2 separate regions of the Mus musculus genome follow, and region 1 is linked to region 2. Evidence: chromatin loops called from intact Hi-C (ENCODE). Cell type or tissue: heart. All regions are shown on one strand. Each heading gives the region's core, and the rest is flanking DNA. Links, peaks and the distances in the headings are about the cores only.

Region 1 (9,853 bases), core at 1,643-9,642, 48 kb before region 2:
TGCACCTGCATTGTGTCACAGCTCAGTTGCCTAATGACATTCTGGCCTATCAGGCAAGCTACTTCACTGTAGTCTTCCTCAGTTTCTCCGGGGTTGTGTGACTCAAGGGAGATGGTGTATATGAAGTACCCGGTGTCTGCTGTTTTCTACCTGATTTTATCGAATGTGAAAGTATGGATTCATTTTCAGATTCTTATTATTATTTTTCTTGTATTTGGATATTCTTTTTAATTTCAAATGTTTGCAAAGCTTGGGGAGCTGGTGGTTTTGTTATCAGCATAAATAAGTTAACAATTCTCTGTTCCAGCTTGTTGGGTTCGAACAATGTGTCTAGTGGATTTAGATTGCTCCTAATCATTATTTTTTGCTTGCATGATTCTAGTCTGTGTGACTTCCAGTTAATTGTGCTCTAGTTTCAATAAAAACCAGTTTCGCAACACCATAGTTCAAATTTAGCTAATAATAACTGTATGTATACAAAATATAAACCTCGGAGTCAGCTCTTCCTTCCACAAATCCCCGTGTGTTCTCAGCAGTGCGTGGTGATGGCAGTCCTTTCCTGACCTTGGAGTCCCACCAGTGCTGTGACTGTGGTCATCTGCAGGACAGTGCACACAGACAGGAGTGCTGTGGATGTGTGGCCTCCTTGTCGCTCAGTGTTGACTCATGAGAATTTGGACAGAAACAGACAGTTAACAAGAGAAGACTGCCAAGAGTAGGTCAATGTGGGAAAGCGATACAGAATAATAAGGAAAAAGTGGTGCTTCTCGGGGTGAAACTTGAACCACATTTATAGGTGCTTGCCAGTGTCCTAGATCGTGTTCCTAGAGACTATTGCCGAACAAGAGTAGCTTAGTGAAGGCCAAATTAGTAGCTTATGAGTAAGGAATGTTGTGACATGTCTCAGTAAGATTTTCTTTTGCTGCAAAGAAAGACCATTAACCAAGCAAGTCGGAGAGGAAAGGGTTTATTTAGATTACACTTTCACTTCACTGTTTTCATCGAAGAGAGTAAGGAAAGGAATTCAAATGCAACAGCAACATGATACAGAGACAGGAGCTGATGCAGAGACCATAGAGGGGTGCTGCTTACTGACTTGCTCCTCATGGCTTTCTCAGACTGCTTTTTTATAGAATACAGGACCACTAGCCCAGAGAAGACACCAGCCGCAATGGGCTGGGCCATCCCCATTGATCACTAATTAAGAACATGCCTTACAGTGAGATCTTATGGGGGCAGTTCCTCAACTAACCTTCCTACCTTTCAGATAACTCTAGCATGTGTCAAATTGACATAAACTAGCCAGCACAAGATGCAAAGGATCAGCTGTACCAGAACAAATAGACAAAGACCAGTGCCGTCACTGAGCATGCCACCAAAGAAGTCCTCAGAGACAGACTTGGAAGTTACCGTAACTATAAAGGGCTAAGTGGGAGCTGACTCTGACCGAAAGGACAGAATACCAAGTATAGAAGAGGTGTTTACTACATTGTGTGCACTGTGATAAGATAAAGAAGGTAGGCTGTATTCCAACCTGTTTTAATAAGAAACACAAACACACACACACAGACACGAAAATTCTCAGTGTGCTTGTCAATTATAGTGTTTTAAGTTATCTTCATTATGTGTTCATTATAATGATAGGACATATTTAAGAGTCACAGAACAGTCATAATTTTGCCATTAAGTACAAATTGCACAGCTTTCATTTATATGGTTATTTTTATGCTTAGAACTTTGCAAAGCAAAAACTGTCATGAAAGATAGCTGCTGCCCTTGCCATTTTGTTTTAGATTGCTAAAGCACTAATTCACCCTTAACCCTTTGTGTTTGTAAGCATTTCCAAATACACTGGTATCTTTTTAAAGGCAATCCACTGCCTGTTGATAATGTAGGTGATTATTTCAGGGATCCTCTTAGCTACCAAACCCTCAGGGAGTCACTTAGGTAAAATACATAAGTGTTTGCATATATCCTAATACAGACTTTCCCATTGGTTTTAAATCATCTTTACATGACTTTTGACACATAATGCAATGTGAATACTTATTAAACTCTGCTATCTGGGGAAGAGTAACCTGAAAAACCCCTAGATAGGTTTAGTCCTAGCAGTTTTACCTCTTTCTGTAATCCATGCTCCTCACTTTGGAGCCATGAATGCTGACCTCACAGATTCAGGCAGGGAAGTATAGTCACTGCTGCTTTCTATTTACCGAGCACTGGACCTTCTTGTATTTGTCATGCTAAAGGGTCAGAAACCTAAAGCCTGGATGTTCAAAGACTTGTGTTGCTGTGGTACTTTTCAGTGAAACGTTTTATGGTCTGAAGTTTATTTTGCTCTGTGTATGTCAAAGGAAGGGCTTTACTAACACAGTCCACAGGCAGATGGCCATAGGCAGATCAAATTCTAATGGCAGTTCTCGTCTTGTGGGGGCTGTGAATCCAGTCTCCTTTGCTAGGATAAGTCATCAAGATACAAAGTTCATGATGTCTTTTTAATATGCATACAATTTTTATTTTTAAAAATCTAAAATAATTAAAGCTTGTATCATTCAACCTTATAATATATAACTATAAAACCTCAAAATTGATTGATCTTGGAAGATGTTACCATAATGAATAGTATAAAGAGATCCCGGTGTTTTTAGTTTATTCATTTGTATGCCCTTGATTACAGCTTGTGAGACAGTTCCCAGTACCCCTGAATGCCTCATTCTGCTGTGCTTCAGAAGGCCCTAGGCTACAGGATGCTTGCTTACATGCAGTATGCCCTGTTATCTGAGGAATGTCTGTGCTGTCACAGGTTGGTGAAATCACATTAAGGGATGCATTTCAGCGTCCATCTGGGAGTGGGATCTTTCCATACTAACTTTTCAGTGCTTTACTAAAGTGACTTCTGCAACAGACAAGAAACAGTGGCTTTTGGCCTTTTGGGGATCAGCCCTCTTGTAAATATAAACTTACAGTTAGCTTCATGTGATATATTTTATATTCACCAACTTTACCTTCTCCCCATCCAAATAAGACTTTCAAAGGTATTCCAAAACATTGTCTGAGTCTGGAGTGACGATGCCTATAAGGAATGATTAAGTTATAAGTCATCTCAGGAGGAAAGATAGAAGACAAGAGGACTAGAAGGTATTCTCCAACTCTGAGAGAAGGAGATGTGGAGACTAGATGACCCTCTGCAACACATGGGGGGGGGGGCAGGAGGGATAGACTTAAGATGTTCCCTAACAGGGAAGATAGTCATGAAGATGAGAAGATGATCCCACACACACAGTGAGGGTCACAGACATGGTGACTATTGAGTCACCTTTATATACCCCAAGTGATACAGATGTGATGAACGGGTGACCGATCCTCTTGTACTTCTCCGATTCCACTGGGCATTCTCCATAGCCAAGAGCCCTTTGGAGACTAGGAAAAGTGGAGAACTGGGAGCTGCAGGTGCTGATATGCCAGTCCTGTGGGATATTGACAGGTGGACAGAAAGCTAATGTTGCTTTCAGACAGGTCTAACCTCAAGCTTGACTCAGACAAACATGCAGCCTAGCCTAACCTTGAATCTCACATGGTACGTTCTGGAACATTGGAGATATCAGCTGTCCTGGAATTGCTGCTGCCCTTATCCCCAGATATCCAGCCCAGGGCGTGGAGTGTTTTGGTCCCACTGTTCTCCCTCATCAGTGATTACTTACTTCCTCAGCCTCCCTTGTCTTGCTTAAGTTGCTCTAAGGTTTCCACGTATCCTGCATACTTGTCTCACCTCCCACTTCAGCATTTACTAAACTGCAGCTAATGTAAGAAATTCTTTTCTACTCATTCCAAGAACCTCATTACTTTTTCTGCAAGTGGGTTGTTCTGCAGGAGGGGATGTCCACTGTGCATGGGCACACAACAGCATGATGTCAACACATTGAACCTTTTCAGATCCTAGTAGGGACTCCTGGGGGCTAGTTCTGTTTCTGGGGAATCTAGCTAACAGTGAGCAGCAAGTTTAGTAGAGCACTCTGCTAACAGTGAGCAGCAGGTTTAGTAGAGCACTCTGCTAACAGTGAGCAGCAGGTTTAGTAGAGCACTCTGCTAACAGTGAGCAGCAGGTTTAGTAGAGCACTCTGCTAACAGTGAGCAGCAGGTTTAGTAGAGCACTCTGCCAACAGTGAGCAGCAGGTTTAGTAGAGCACTCTGCTAACAGTGAGCAGCAGATTCAGTAGAGCACTCTGCTAACAGTGAGCAGCAGATTCAGTAGAGCACTCTGCTAACAGTGAGCAGCAGGTTTAGTAGAGCACTCTGCTAACAGTGAGCAGCAGGGTTAGTAGAGCACTCTGCTAACAGTGAGCAGCAGGGTTAGTAGAGCACTCTGCTAACAGTGAGCAGCAGGGTTAGTAGAGCACTCTGCTAACAGTGAGCAGCAGGGTTAGTAGAGCACTCTGCTAACAGTGAGCAGCAGGGTTAGTAGAGCACTCTGCTAACAGTGAGCAGCAGGGTTAGTAGAGCACTCTGCTAACAGTGAGCAGCAGGGTTAGTAGAGCACTCTGCTAACAGTGAGCAGGAGGGTTAGTAGAGCAGTCTTCTTTTGTTTATATGTACAAGTATCATCTCGAGGCAACCTCTTTCACTTTAATTTTTTTCTACTAGACCTTAACCTCTCTATCATATGTATGTTACATCACACCAAACAAAGTCTGAAGCTTGGCCCAGAAGTCCCTGCTCTATAAATAAATTTTTGTCAGCTGATCAAATAAATTAGTAGAAGCTTAGGTCAGGTACCAAGTTCTTTATAGTCCAGCCACCAAGAAAGACTATAATCCAATTTGACAAATTTACCATAATATTTAAAGAATAATTTTCTCCTAAATAAATTTGGCCATGGCAAGAGTCTATGAAAATAGAACTATTGAAGGCCCCAGGGCTTAATTCACTTATTAGTCTTAAAGAAAGACACACTGGCTATTCCTAACAACAGCCCAGAAAAGGGGTTTCATTTTCTACAGTGTTAATCCTGCCCAGAGGCTATGCTGTCTCGGGCTAGGCAGAATGAAGAGGGCTCCATAGGAGGGCAGTTTGCGGATGCTGGTTGGCTTACACTGTCTCCGCACCTGAGCTCCACTTCCACAGTTGTAGAAAGGCTGTCCAGAAAGAAGGTTAGGAATCCTGGACAGTGGCAAGATGCCCAGTACACTTGACAGGCCAGCAGGCATTTCCACCATAGACACAGGAAAGTTGTAGTATTGCCAGTGGCGGCAGCCTGCCCTGGTTTCTCCCCCTCAGACGAAATAACACCTTGCAGTCTTCATGCCATTAATGTGCCTTTTATGCGGCCAGCTCATTATTGTAAGCAGAGCCTGCAAAACATGCGTGCTGAGGTTATTCAAGGTATTCATTCAGAAGTCCAGGGATGTGATCAAGGAAGCTGTAGACACCACACCCCATTTCTGTGACTATGCTTCTCTTCCTGTGCTGCCAGGGAAACAATTCTTTCGAGTGTGGATACGTGAGGCTCCATGAAGACCCGAAGCTTCTATGAAAGAAATAATTCATGATTCAAAATGAGTAGAAATTTGTTCTGTTTTTTGGTATCTTTAAAAATATGGATTGATCGGAATTAATTATTTAGGAAGCCCTCCAAAGAACATGGTTCTCTGTCATCGCTAGTGTCTTGGTGGGAGTAAGAGGGAGTGATGTGTATTTATTAGTTGGACATGTTCTAAGACAAAAGACTATTAAGTTCTACGATTAGGAAAAAAGGAAGAAACCTTTATACAGAAACTTTATGACATCCTTAGCCATTTTTAATGATAGAGAAAAAGACACTGCTTAGGATTCTTAAAATTTTATATCTTAAGAAAACCAATGGCTAATATAAGTCACACAGAAGATATAAGTGTCAGCACCATGATTAAAAATATAAAGTAGGTGCGTGGCTAGAATATATGAAATTTATTATTAATAGTTTTGAAATACAGAGCACTTTGCTAACTACATTTACACAGTGGGATACAATACTAAAAACAATTTCCTCCTTGAGATTTGGAAATCTGGAGAAGGTTTGTTTCTTATTCTGGAAAATTTAAAACATGATTTCAGCTTCATTTTTGGGCAAATATTATGCTTCCCTTTTCCCCCTTCAAATGCAGGTTAATGGATAAGAAAATTAGACTGAAAAAGTACTTTTTTCTCATGTTTTTGAGAAAATTTTCACAGACTGATGATGATGATGAATGACCCAGTTCTGCCAGGCAATAGTGGTGCATACGTTCAATCCCAGTACTCAGGAGGCAGAAGTAGGTAGATCTTTGTGAGTTTGAGGCCAGACTGGTCTACAGAGTGAGTTCCATGACAGCCAATGCTACACAGAGAGATGTTATTTCAAAAAACAAAAATAAAGCAACAAAGGACCCAATAGACTCAGATGTACAAACACTTGGTCCCCAGTTGTTAGCTATCTTTGGAGAGATTTCAGATGTACAGATCTATTGGAGAAAGCATGTCCCTAGAATAGGCTTGGAGTATACACAGTCTCCCTCCATGTCCATCACTGTTTGTGCTTTGAGCCTGTAGCTGCCCTGGGAGCTCCCAGCCTCCTGTCGCCATGCTTGCTGCTTGCTGCTAAGCCTTCCTACCATTGCAACCATAAGCCAAAATAAACTGTTTTTTTTTCTGATGTTTGCTCATGGGTTTTTTTCACAACAACAGAAAAGTAAATAATTCAGGTGATTATATACAAACCATTTAACTTATTAAAGCATCCATGTTAGATTATGCCCAATATGTCAAGAAGAGATACAGAAAAGAAAGCAAGACTGCATTTGAGGGATGTTCAGGGAGAACGGAATCTAAAGCACAGTAGCTCAGCAGGGAGCACGTCATGCTCTGTTTAGAATGTTATTGTTCTCAGTACAGCATTATTTATAATTTCATAAATTGATTGTTCAGACACATTTTACCAGATTATAATAATTCTTAAATTCTTGTTAGGAAGATACTGATTTTTGAGTAATGTGGAGTTGTTAGTCTTTATAAACTTAATTTTGTGTTTTGTATTTATTTGCCATGCTGAGCATCCCACCCTGCAAACAGAAATCAGTCTTCTAAGTGCATGTATTAATGCTGAGCCAGCCTGAGCCCTCATGTGCCAGGCCGGAAGTCAGAACCAGCTCCCTCCCTGTGGCAGCAGGGAGCTGTACTCTTCTTTCCTAAGATACTAGGCCTCATTCAATACATTATTATTTGCTTATCTTTAATGTGAATTTTAAAATTTTAGTTATCTGACTCTTTAACACAGAGTAGAAGCAGTAACTTTGAAGTGGGTAAGCAGACATTATTGAACAGGTGTTGAGAACCTTTGGACATGAAAGTAATGACCATTACTAGCATCCAGATTTATTTATGTAGAACACTAGGAATCTAAACCATAGACATTAAAATGCTTGTGCAACAGGTACAAATGATCAGTAAGCAGAGATGTGCAACCAATTCCACTGAGAATTAATTCCAGGATTCCTCAGATGCCAAAATCTAAAGGTGTTCAAGTCCTTTGTGTGGTGTTCTCAACTGTTCACATGTATCTGCTCGCCCTCCTGAGGAGTGCATGCACAAACACACACACAGAGTTTTCACATAGAATTGGGATGCTTGTGTAAGTTGTTGAACTCTGTTATTTTATTTATGGAGAAAATGGTGAGAAAAGGTCTGTACATACTCACCAGTGTGAAGTTTTGCTTTTTTTCTTTTTCAGGTGTTTTATGTATAGTTAATTGGATCTATATTTACACATGCATAATTGCTTTTCAATTATACTATCAAATACTGATTTAAACAAATTGTTTCATCCTGTAAATAAAAGTGATTAGTTAGTTAAAGCTTGTTTTAATCTCCCTTAGTGGCTGACAAGTAGGGATGGAGAGAGGTGTGCTAGGTTCTAACCCATTCGTTTAGCATCTAATTTGTAGGTGACCTTGTATTAGACAAGTGCCACGCCTTACTTGTATCAGATAGATACAAGTTAATAAAGTTTGCCCTTGAGTATTTACAGTTGGACTTGGTTACACTTCAAGCACAAGTCATTGATGATAAAACTTAATCTTCTTTACACAGTTCTTAAGTACAGTCTCGCTTACAATGAGAAAGTTTAAAATTAATATTGACATATCAACAGTTTCGTAATTTCTGGGATAAACTACTAATTCATTTTCATTTGAAAAAAAAAACATCACCTTGTAAAAAGAGAGACTTCCAAAGTCCAAGTTACCAAAGTATGACCCTTGAGGATATATTAATAGCACTATCCATAAACTGAAACCACCTTCTGGGAGGTGGTGACTTTCTCATGGGCAGGTTAGTGCTAAAGGTCAGCTGGACTGACCCCGGACTCTCCTAGTAAGTTGTGTCTTGTTGGCATGCAACCCTGGGCTAGTCCCTGTGATCAATTATTCTTATAAACCTGGGAGCACATTCTAGCAGTGTGCTTCCTGATGCAGCCTCAGGTGAAGCATTCATCTTCGGGATCCCAAGGTGTGCTCAAAGGTTTCTTTTAAATTCAGTGTCAGTCTGTCTAGGCTGCTATGATTAAGACCATAATCTGCATGGCTCCAATAGCAGAAATTTACTTCTCAGAAGTCTGGAACTAAAGTAATGCTGGCAGTAGATTGTATCCTTTGAGGTCCTACTTTCTGGTTCATAGATGGGCAGTTTTGCTAGGTCCTCACAGTAGACAGAGAGAACTCCTCATTTTCTTCCAGGGAGATCCACAGGGCTCTGCCTTCCTGGGCTGCTGGCCTTCTGCAGTCCATGCCTGCTAATGTGGTTGCACCAATGACTAAGTTTGAGCCTGGAAGTGTTAGGAGGTCACATTCAGACCACAACAATAAAGAAGCGAATCTATTCCTAGGGAAGATTGGTTAATAAAGAACACATCCCAGCTATTAATCCTGAATGTCATTTTATGAGGTTTCCTAGCGGTAATAGTTTTAGGCTCACATCTTGTCTGCAATGTTAGAAAGCAGACAGGGAGCACAAGTCACTCAGTGTGTCACCCCCCATTTAAGAAGCCCGTGCCCTTCTATAGTTCATGCCACTTTATTTGGAGATTCAGTGCTTGAGAGTATCTCTTGGTGCCCAGCCATTAGTGTCATCTGGCCACTAATAGTAAGTCTGCTCCAGTATGACCTCTGGGTCTTTAATGAGCATAGCCTGTCACTTCAGAAGAGAAAAGTGTACTAATGACTAAAAGGCTAGTATTTGTACAAAGAGCCTATGCTTGTCTAGCATATGACTACGGTGTGGACCAGACACAGATGTCCTGATAGAGTCTCTCTATAAGGAAGGATTTTATTATTCCAAGAGACTTGTTCCTAGAATCTATACTAGATGTTACTTAAGCATCAAATTGATTTGTGCTGGATAACTATTTATAATGGTAGAGATACAAGAACAATTTGCATATTTACATGAAAATCAGAATCTCCTTAAATATACTGTTGCTTATATACAATGTAACTAGCATTCTGAACAGTGTTCACACCACCATTATGGTCTCCAGCACCACAGCAAGCCTTACACTGACTTCAGAAACACTGTGCCTTCTAATACCATCCTATATGATGGGGTGGGGGGGGGGGCTTCTCCCACTGTCTCAAAGCCAAAACAGGCATTTTTCTTCTTATTTATCAAAACAAGTTGTATAATTTAGGTATAGAACAGTTTCCTCCCACCAATGTGACTCAACAGATCTCAGAAGTCACAGGTATCCAAACCCATAATCTAGGCTTTTACCTATAAATAAATAGCTATGATAAATCTAATTTATAAATCAGGCATGGTAAGAGTTTAACAACAATGTGTGGAGTAG
Region 2 (11,087 bases), core at 1,250-9,249:
TTGTTGCTAGGCTGACGACATTCCCACCACATTACTTAACTACTCTTCAGCAGATGGGCCTGAATTTCCCTGCATTGTCTGTGGCTTTTCTGCCTGACAGCTTACTCATAACTGCCCAGTCATTAGATAAAAATCACTAGGCTGCACACAGTGCATACTTTAGTGAGTGCTCACACTTTGAGTGCATTCCTTGCATTGGAAAAGGATTCAGAAGGGCGCATGAAAATGATATGACTGTGTTTTCAGAAAAGAAAATTCTAGGATGTAGATATTGGGATTGCTCCTAATCATGTTGCAATTTTATGCTTAAAGTCATAAGTTGAAAGAAAGAAAGAAAGAAAGAAAGAAAGAAAGAAAGAAAGAAAGAAAGAAAGAAAGAAAGAAAGAAAGAAAGAGACAAACCTTGCCAGAGCCAACCTGTAAAGTAAAAGCAGGGGCACTAGACCAGAGGCCACATGGCAGAGTTCAGTAACACACACACTGGATCATGTGTGCGCAGAGGTGGAGAGACCCAAAGAATTAGATCTGCAATCCTGGTTCAGAGGCCCGGCAGCTGCACTTGCCTGCTGTGTACTCCCTTGAATGAGCAGGGCATTTCCAGCTCACCAGACCAACATGTTTGCTTCTATGCATAAGCAAATCAAGACTGAGCTGTTCCGCAGACTTTGAGTGGAATTAGCCAGGCATGCTCTTTGAAGCATTGCTCCCGGACTTACACCGCCGCAGTGCCCAGGAGAGTGACCCACTTTCACACTTGGAAACCTCTGTGGGTGTGTTCAGTTCCCACAGACTGTGCTCTGACTCTAGTGGCTTTCTTTCCTACTTACAGTTTGGAGGGTGCTCCTCTTTTATTTACCAAAAGCATGGAGTAAAGGAGAAGAAACGACTCAATCGAGCAGGCTTGGCTTACAGAGTTTCATGAGACAGACTGTTATGCAGAATTCTGGATTTGCTCCTAAGCAACAGAGAGACGTGTTCCTGGGCAGCCCTGAACTGGGGCTTCTTGTTCAAGTCGGGCACTCTCCCCTCAGCAGCCCAGCTGCCCAGGAGCAGAGCTAGGCATGCCTTGCCTAGCTACAGGAGTACTGACTAGAGGACATTTTCAGATGAACTATGTGCATAGAGGATATTTTCTGGCCCTAACCCCTCAAGGTTCTAAATGTTCCCTAATATATCATATCATTTTGACAGGGCTTTACCTAAATAACCCCATGAGTGGCTGATAAAGAAGAAATTAGAAGGATGCAAAACACTTGTTTTAAAAATCTGAGGTGGCTTTAGCCATTCCTGTGATGTTGTAATGTGAGTTCTGTAGTTTACACATGAAGCCAGACTTGGGCCTCCTCTCCTCCCTCCTCGCTACTCTAATACAATAGCATCTCTTAGGATCTAACAAGAAATGGAGAATGTGGGCCTTCATGGAAATCTCCTGAATCCCACTTGGCATTCTCATGTATTATTCTTGAGACTAGTACAGCGCCAGTGACCAGGAAGCCTCCATCCAGCCCAGAACTCCATCAAACATCATGGCACTTACACCCACAATAGCTTTGGAGCTTACATCTGCCCTGATATACCCAGCTATTTTGCTGTATAACTCAACCATCGTTCTTTATCCTGGTCTTTTTATCCTTCAGGTATAGAATGGAGCCAGCATGATCTGAGGGGAAGTCTCTCCCTTTGTCAGGTTGTCCGTCAGGTTCTGCCTCCTCAGCCATGCGCCCTGAGTCTGAGAGTAAGCCCTGCTTGGGGTATGGCCAGTGATAAAGGCTGTGCTACTGCATGAGCAAGCCTGGGATTCTGTCCCCACCACCAAAGGGAAAGAAAAACAAAGCAAGACTTTATAGTTGCTTTTATTTATGGAACATTATGAGAGCGAGATCAATTTTTCCTTTCCCTAAAAAAAGCTCAGCTCCCCAGTCCGAGCCCAGCAGTTGGCCTCACTGCTGTGATTAATCCCAGCCACACTAGAGAGCCTGTGCCAGATGTCAGGGTCTTGTGCTCTACAGCATTCCCTGGAGGACTGCATGGTTACTTTGTCTGTGACATTGAGATAACAGCTCCGGGGCACCTCCTGGATCATCTATACCGTACAGTTCAGATTATCTCTCCTGGCTTGTACAGCTGTGCCCTGACAACAGCTCCCCATGTGAAATAGTGGAGCAGATGCCGTGGATTAAGTGAGAGCAACCTACACCACCACATTACGTCCAGCTACTGGACATAGCAGGCATCAAGTATGACTGTTAATATCCTTGACTACCAAACATGTCAGTAGCTTTTCCCTTTCCTTGGAGTCTTCCCACAATGCCTTTTGATTATTTGGGTATTCTCTCATTACTATTTAAAAATTATTACAGAAATGAGAATGGCCCAGAAGGAAGGGAAGACCTTGAAATGGAAAGAAAAAATAGGAGGTGGTTACAAAGTGTCACTGTTTTTAACATTCTTCCATGTTGGCTTTACAATTCCATGATGGCCAATTTCTAGCAGTTTCTAAGAAGCCTAAGGAGCCTTCCCAAGGATGCCAGTCTCAGGAGTGAAGAAAGTAATAGGAAAAGAAGAACAGACATTTTTCTAGAAAAGGCTCCTAGAAGATGCATTGGTATTTCCCAGTCTTGTGAATTCAGAGTACTGATGGGTTTTAGAGTTTCAGAGGTGACCAAAGCCTGCCTTCACAGGTGGTTGGGCATGCAGGCTAGCTGGGCCGTGGTGATAATGTGCTGTGCCTTTGATCATAATAGAGTGAAAGTGGAAGAGAGGAGAGCAGAGAGGAGCATAGGCCAGCGAGGATGTCAGGATGTCGTACCAGTGATGCTGTCTGATCACCACCACACCCCTTACTCAGGAGAAAGTTCCCCTAAGAACAGTCCAAGCAGAAAGCATGGGAAGTTAAGTCAGTCACCAATATTCTACAGCCCATTTTGAAATTTAAAATGACCACCTGCCTTGGGTCCTTGAGCCACAATGTTTCTGAGCAGGAATGGATTATAGGACTTTTATCTAATTCATGCCCATGAAAGGTCGCTCAGCTGCTGCCTTCTGATCCATCTGTGGGTACCTTGGAGGGCTACTCTCTTTAGGCATAGATCTAAGGCCCACTCTTCACTCTTTTCTAACCTTCCAGCATTTTCCCTGACATAGAGGCATTTTGACAGTTGTATAGTTAACCATGGGTAAAGTACTATATAAAAGACTCTTTCTTGTTTCTCACACACCCAAAACAAAAACAAACAAAAAAATCCAGGAAAATAGTTGATTTTAGGTTTACATTAGATTAGAGCCTTTGGATTAAAAGCTCAAAGGCCGAAGGTGAACCACCTGGTTTTTTGATGCACAGAGAGCACATTAAAACATACGATCTACCTAAGGGAAGGTTGTGGGTTCTATACCCTGCTTCTAGAGGGAGCTGCAGGGGGAGGGGGTACTCTGGCTTCTAAGGCAAAGGGGTAAAAGTTAAAAAGGAGGAGGTCACAGAGAAAGTATTTCTAAGGCCACAGTGACACCTTCCTCAGATAGGCTGACTGTGTGCATCTCTCTCTTCCATACCATACCTGTGATCGCTGGGCTTGCCTCCCCGCCCAGGCTTGCTGGTTGCTATGCTGTCTGCTCAGTAGAGCCCAGGATGCTGCTTTCCTCAAGACACCCCTGTTCCCTGCCCAGTGAGATGGACCCTAACCTAAATAGCAGATTAACCAACATACAGGCTCAAAGAATTAGGGCTTCTTCCAGCAGTTTTCTTCAAATTACATTCAAAGAAAGAATCTCACTTAATTTTTGTGGGTGGTGGCAGGGTGTTGTTTTCTGTTTGATTTTTTTTTTTTTTCACCAAATTGAGGCATCAAACTAGAATCGCACAATTAAAGGAAATCACTATGTATTCATCACCTTGGGGTTTCTCAAATATTGCATAGGACACATTTTTATTAAAACAAATCCCTTTGCAGATTACGAAAATTGGCTCCAATAAAGCAGGATAGATTGTATTTAGAGGCGAAGCATTTGAGAAAATTATCAGGAGAGATGCCGGTTATTTCCTCCCTGTGTTCAGTATCTCACATGACAGGAAAAACTTACAGTAATATCACCTTAGATGTTGTTCACCTTTGTAACTCAGCATGCTAGCTAGATGTATCACTCTCTTAATATTCCTTGTTATAAGAGAACACTGGTGAGGTCATTGTCTGGCTGCTTTGGAATGCTAATGGTTGGTAAGTAGGCTCTCCTACTAGCAAAAGGAAAGACGAAGTTTCACACTTGTCAAGAATAAGAAATTATATAGCATTTTATAATTAACTTATCCACTCATATGCTTCCCCTCTGAGTATTTCTATAATAGTTATTTTTAACTAAATGTAAATTTTAATGAGAAAAACTTCACATGCATTCTTGGTTTCTAGAACAATGCTTTGAAACAATACTTCTTGCTAAAAGTCAGAAAACTGAAACTGGTTGTATTTCTTACAAGCTTTTGTGGTTTGGTTTGTTTCTTGCCACCCCTATTTCTCATCACCTTTCCAGTTTTTGAATTGTTAAAGAATTGATTATTATTAAAGAAATGATTGGTTTAGGTTTCACTGACAGATTGGTCAGAAGTGGTAACAAGTTTTACAGCACTGCAAAAGGGACACAACAGCGCACATCACCCACGTTGCTGCAAAAACAGATGGAGGTCTTAGGAAGTCCCTAGCATTTAATGAGCTGCAGAACGGAACAGGGCTTGGCTGAACCCTCAGTTCTCAATTCACGAGTATTTCCTGGGTCTCACTCTATGTGATGCCAGCCAGGCGTGTTTAGGAGGCGGTTCTCACCAATGGGGAGGCAGCTGGAAGAGTTCCGTGGGAAGCCTCTGCTGCTTTCTTTCTGGCAAACGCCCACATCTGGCTGCTGCCGAGGCGGCGCAGGCTCCATGAGAGGTCCCAGTTGCCCTCGGTGCCAAGTTAACAGGGAATTGCCAGTTGCAAGCCTCACTGACCTTAGGGGGTCTCTTGGCAGGCTGGGGTGCCACCGAGGTGGGAGCACTGCGGGGTTCCTCTGTTGCTAGAGCTGTGATGTCACCCGCCCCTCCTAACCCGCGGTTGGTTGTTTTGTGTTTCAGCTCTGCCTGCAGTTGAGCACAAAGACCTGAAGGAGACTCCCACAGCCTTCAGGGAGAAGAAAGGAGGCAGCCAAGCCTATTAAAAGGAACTTGTGGCTTGTGGCCTTTTTGTGTAGGAACGGCCTGGAAGGGGAGAAAAGTGCACCGAAGCCACAGTGGCGGTTAATGAGCTGTGAGATGAGGCGCAGCCGCGGCTGACACTGCTTCCAGGATCCTTCATCTGCCCTTTGTGCTTCGTGTACATGTGTCTGTTCAGGCCGGCCAGAGGCACCCAGAAGAGCATCCACCACGGCTGCCGGGGAAAGACCGCCCACCATGCCCACGGAGACTCTACAGACAGGTAGCATGGTGAAGCCTGTCAGCCCCGCGGGCACCTTCACGTCGGCGGTGCCCCTGCGCATCCTGAACAAAGGACCCGACTACTTCCGCAGGCAGGCTGAGCCCAACCCCAAGAGACTCAGTGCGGTAGAGCGGCTGGAGGCTGACAAGGCCAAATACGTCAAGAGCCAGGAGGTGATCAATGCCAAGCAGGAGCCAGTGAAGCCGGCCGTGTTGGCCAAGCCCCCTGTGTGCCCAGGAACCAAGCGTGCACTGGGCAGCCCCACTCTCAAGGTGTTCGGCAACCATGCCAAGACCGAGAGCGGTGTGCAACGTGAGACCCTCAAGCTTGAGATCCTCAAGAACATCATCAACAGCTCAGAGGGGTCCAGTTCTGGCTCCGGCCACAAGCATAGCTCCCGAAACTGGCCGCCTCACAGGGACACCACTGACCTGCACCGGCATTCCTTCGCAGAGTCGCTGAAGGTGTACCCTACACCTGGCCATGGCAGCCCGCAGGAGAGCAGCTCCCACGTGAGCAGGAGGCTGCTGGAGCAGTCCGCGGAGACCTTCCTGCACGTCTCACACAGCTCCTCAGACATCCGCAAAGTGACCAGTGTGAAGCCCCTTAAAGCCATCCCCTGCAGCAGTTCAGCCCCTCCCCTGCCTCCCAAGCCCAAGGTGGCTGCCATGAAGTCCCCCGAGGCTGACCAGGTGGAACCAGCCTGTGGGGTCAGCCGGAGACCTTCCCTTCAGCGGTCCAAGTCAGACTTGAGTGACAGGTATTTCCGAGTAGATGCAGATGTGGAGAGGTTCTTCAACTACTGCGGACTTGACCCGGAAGAGCTGGAAAACCTTGGCATGGAGAACTTTGCAAGGGCTAATTCTGACATCATATCTCTCAACTTCCGCAGCGCAAGCATGATCAGCTCAGACTGTGAACAGTCTCAGGACAGTAACAGTGACCTTAGAAATGATGACAGTGCCAATGACCGGGTGCCATATGGCATTTCTGCCATTGAAAGAAATGCTAGAATCATCAAGTGGCTATATAGCATCAAACAAGCTAGAGAGTCACAGAAGGTGTCCCACGTGTAAGAGGCACAGTGGTGAAAAGGAGGGGGGGTGGGTCTGTCTGTGCATACACAGTTGTGAAGGTTGTGAGGTCTCCTTGAAGTGTTGTGAGCTTCTCCACCCTTTGTGTTGCTTGTTGTGCAATGTTCTCAAGTTGCATGCCTGTCAACATGGCGACTGGCCTGGCTTCCTTGGTCACACCTCTGCAGAACCTTGCTGAACATCTGCCAAAAGTTTCCGGCCAGAGTCTGATTAGGGCTTTGCTCTTAAGCAAAACTGTTTACAGGAAAAAAAAAAAAAAAGGTTTCGATTTCTTCGATATTTATGTGGTTTTGTGTTTTTATACCCTGCGCTATTGTGTCTTAATTAAAAATTTTATCAACTGGCTTCTAAGTTGAGAGCAGAATCTTTTTGAAACAAAAAGCCACTTTGCCTACATGGGAGACCATAACACTGGGAAAATATATGGGACTTGTCACCAGACACAGAATGACTGACAGATAGGGCCAGGCTAGAGTTTCTTTATGTGAAATCAAGTGGGGGGCCTTGCTCCTTTGCTTCGGGCTTGGTATTCTCTTACCACTTGGTGGAGCCCTGTGGGGCAACAGTGTAGCCCTCACTCCAATTCACTGTACAAGTTGGTATTTCTGTAGTAATGACCCCAGGAAAGACAATCAGATAAAATCTGGGATAAGCAAATGTAGAAGGTTAAATATTGATTGGGAGGAGGGTGGAGAGACTGGTGATGCTGTTCAAAGTGGGATAATTCAGAAATCTCTAGTAGTAACCCAACAGGAAGTACCACTCTACAGCTGGTTAAAGCTGATATGGAATGCTATTTTTAAAACGTTATTTTGTTTTGTGCTTTTGGCCAAGAACTATTAACTCCTGTTGTTTTCCTCCCTTGCTCCCATGGTAGTTGTTCTGTTTGGGGCAGATGGGTTGGATTTCTGCAGGTTTGCACTCTCTGAAGACGTGAAGGGAAGTGAGGATACCATTCATGTCAGTATAGTCTCCATTCCACCTCGTCCCCGTGCCCCCAGCTTCACATTGCAGCAGTGTGATGCTGTTTCTTTGTTTATACTCCTCTCTCAGGCTGAGGGTATTTGTTACAGCTCTAGAAAACTGTAGAAACACTGTAGCTTTCCACCCTGTTGTCTCTTGTTGCCCGGTCCCACAATAACCTGCCCTCCCTCCTCAGGTGATTCCAGGCGCTATGAGCCAGCTGCTAGAATGTTGGCAGTGGAAGCAGAGGACCCCAGTGGTGGTCTGCTGCTGCACTGCTTCATAGCCCACAGGTTTGCAGCAGAGCCATCCTGTTCCTCATCAGCTACTAGGAGCCTTTAAACAGAGTGAATGCTGTAAGACTTTGTACATACTTTAGTTGTTCTGGAATCTAAGAAGAAAGTTATGCTAATAAATAGCTCTGGTGTAGGCTTTACCTGTGCTGATTTCTTTGTCCTTTATTTTCTTCATAAGAATTTCACTGTGGACTGTGGGTCAGAAGCACATTTTTATAGGCATCAAGAAACATTGTTCCATTACATTGATCTCACCTCAGCTCAACAATTATGAGCAGCACTATTCTTAGTTGTAGTTACTTCAGTACATGTTTGCTAAAATAGTTACTGCAAGGTCCCTAAAATATGCCACCTTTTCACTTAGTTAATTTATTTTTATTTTATTTTTGCTTTTCCTTAAACATCGGGACTTTCTTGAAATTTTCAGAATACTCTTTAGTTGAAATGTTGGAATTCTTACTGTGGGGAGCATAACTTTGAAATGGTTAGTCCTGTTTTCATTTGTTCAGGCTCAATGTCAGTACCACTCTGTGAGGTCATGTCTTTACCCACTTACTCATCTTTCAAGGTGGCAAACCCTGGACCACCATGGTCAACAGCCTCTACCACAAAAGGACTTAGACTTTCACAGCTACTTTGTAAGAGAAGTACTGTTCCTTAGGGACTGTGTCCTGCCTTATTACTTGAACATTGAGGAGTCAATGAGTATTGAATCAAGAAATTTGAAAAAAGTTTCTTCTAAGGTTATACTTAATATGCAAATAAAAGAAAGCATTATAAAAATGGGATTTTCAAAAACATTGATGATTGTCAACCTATTTTACTGATATATATTTTATCTTCTGAAAGGCAAATTTGAATCTTTGACTCTTCCTACTGGTTTTCAATTCATTCTGCTTCGCTTGGTGTCCCCTGCAACTAGAACCTTGCTTTCCAGAAGAAACATTTTTTTTAGAACTCTCCTGTGGATGGTAGTGATACATATTCAAATTAATAGAATAAGAAATTTTCTAAGCAACCAACAAAAGGTTTGTTTACTTGCCGCATATATAGAAATGTGACTTTTTAAGACATAGATGCCTTGGCATACTTAGCAATTTTGGGAGCAATTAAAATACTAAAAAATGTTATTTTCCTAAGAAAGCCATCTTTGGGGAGATGAACATTTCCTGGCCAAGTGTATACCATGGCTTGGGCTAGCTTGGTTGTAGATTGTGCTTGCAACCTCCACTATATAGCTAGTATCCTTAAGAGTCAGTCCACTCTCCTAGCCTCATTTATATACTGGACAATGTGAGGCTTTCTGTTCCTGTGAGAGATGAGAGCTTGTTTCTAGAAATGTTTCTATAAAAGATTATCTCAGTTGCTTAATAGGGGCTCATTTTCTAAATGTGAAGTACTCAACAAAGTATACCTTCTTCCAGCTCCTGAGAGTTTCATGTAGGCATACACTCGTGAATATAAGGTGACTTCATTCAAGGGTCCTAGAAACAAACTCAATTTTTTTCTGAAAAACCACCAAATCTTAAAGCAGATCTTCCATATCCATTACAGTGCTGCTGTCTAGCTTAGCTTTGACCGTATCATCTGAAGTATTGTTTCTAAAATTTCTAAATGGGAGCCTCCCCTCAGCCAGCCCCACTCAGCCCTCTGACATGCCTCTGTCTAGCAGACACCTTCTTGATGGTTAGATGGTTAAATGGAGTGGACTGTTGAGAAGATAAATCCTACCTTCTTAACACAGAGAGAATGTTCGACATCTACCTCTCAGACTTCAGACACATCTAGGCCTCCAGGATTCTACAAAAGACAAGTTACCATCAAGATCTTTTCCTACTAATTTTATAATACATGGTATAATAAATTGCCCCAGAACTCAGCCACTTAAAACAGTAAGTTCTGGTTATCTTGTCTGTGCACCAAAACCCTGGACTGGCTTAGCCATGTGGTTCCTGACAGGTTGTTTCATGACGATGTTCACAAGATGACGGATGGCAGTGCATCAGGATGCACAGGCTAGAAAGTCACTCTCTAATATAGCTTTCATGGCAAGTAACCTCAATTCCTCACAGGAAAATTCTCTCCAGTATTCATCAGTTCATCAGGGTTCTTCAGAAGAACAGAACTTATAGAATGAATATATACAAAAATACTAATACACACACACACACAATTGGGATTAATTACAATGGCATATAGGCTATAGGGCTATGTTTCAGCTAGTCCACCAATGGTTGTCTACCAAGAAGAAGCCCAAAAATCCAGTAGTTGTTCAGTCTGAGAGTCAAGATGTCTCATCTGTCCTTCATTATACATCAGGATCCCAAAACAGGCTCTAAGGCCAATAAAAGAAGGGACTTGCTATCAAGAACAGAGAGCAAACTTCCTTCTTCCATTACCTTTGCATAGGCTGCCAGGAGAAGATGTGTCCCAGATTAAAGATCCCAATTCAAAGATCAAGATTAAAAGTAGGTCTTCTCACTACAAATGATTTACAAAAAAAATAAATAAAAATAAAAAAATAAAATAAAATAAAATTCCTTGTGGTGGTGAACCCAATCATTTATATTTTAGTTAATTTCATATGCAGTCAAGATAACAACAGAGAGTAGCCATCTGCCTTATGCTTTAGGAATAACTAAGGACTGAGTGAAGAAGGCAGGACTGTCCTGTGTCCTACATCTCTATCACAATCAGAGCATTAGAGGAAGTGAACCGCAAATACAGCCCACACAGGCAAGAGCAAGGTGTGCTTTATGAATATGGCTTTGGATTGGAGTTTATTTATTTACTTATTCAGTTGGTTGATTTTAATTTGCTGGTACTTGGAATAGAACTAAAAACTGAACACATAACCTTGCACATGCTAAACAAAAGCTCTACCACGGGGCTGTACCCCCTGCAAGAAGGCCCCATGATAATGGATGAAAGTCAAAGAACAAGCAGCCATAATTTTAAACCATGGGCTGCTGTGACTCAGGAGTGTGTTGTTTTCTGAAGACTATTCACTCTCCCCTTAGTTTCAAGGATACTCTTTCAAGACAACAATCCAACTTTTTTTTTTTTTTAGTCCCTGGGCAATCTTACTAGCTTGTGGTTATTGTCATGGCTACAAATCCAGCCTGTGTAAGCCTACATTGTGCCCTTATTAAAGTATAGCTTCCTGATAATTATATACCTTGTGAGAGAGGGAAAAAATCTCCTAGGATGACAGTCCTAGGTTTCACAGTGTATAACACAGCAGTCCAGAGTATATGATAGATAATAAGTGTTTACTGGTAGTGATGTGAAATTTT

Evidence for each region. Peaks named below come from ENCODE experiments on the same cell type or tissue, not always from the same donor. Only the 100,000 strongest peaks of a DNase experiment are listed, where the experiment ranks them.
Region 1: a loop joins it to region 2, with 2.1 times the contacts of the local background. A loop is called at or near these places in 3 of 42 quality-filtered maps.

What each region holds. Positions count from the first base shown.
Region 1 is chr4:5,744,368-5,754,220 of GRCm38, forward strand. The region is part of intron 2 of Fam110b (family with sequence similarity 110, member B); the gene reads left to right. Among named protein-coding and RNA genes, the nearest start is that of Gm24337, 61 kb to the left of the region's middle. In heart, for the core only: no CTCF peak of the experiment used is centred there; a DNase peak (open chromatin) is centred at 5,204.
Region 2 is chr4:5,793,171-5,804,257 of GRCm38, forward strand. Fam110b (family with sequence similarity 110, member B) reads left to right here. Exons shown (of 3, transcript NM_173426.3): 3 at 5,099-7,931. The coding sequence starts at 5,414. The coding sequence ends at 6,514. Among named protein-coding and RNA genes, the nearest start is that of Gm24337, 110 kb to the left of the region's middle. RefSeq lists an enhancer at 3,657-7,166. In heart, for the core only: a CTCF peak has its summit at 5,136; DNase peaks (open chromatin) are centred at 2,001, 4,831 and 5,601; H3K4me3 peaks cover 1,309 bases; H3K27ac peaks cover 1,486 bases.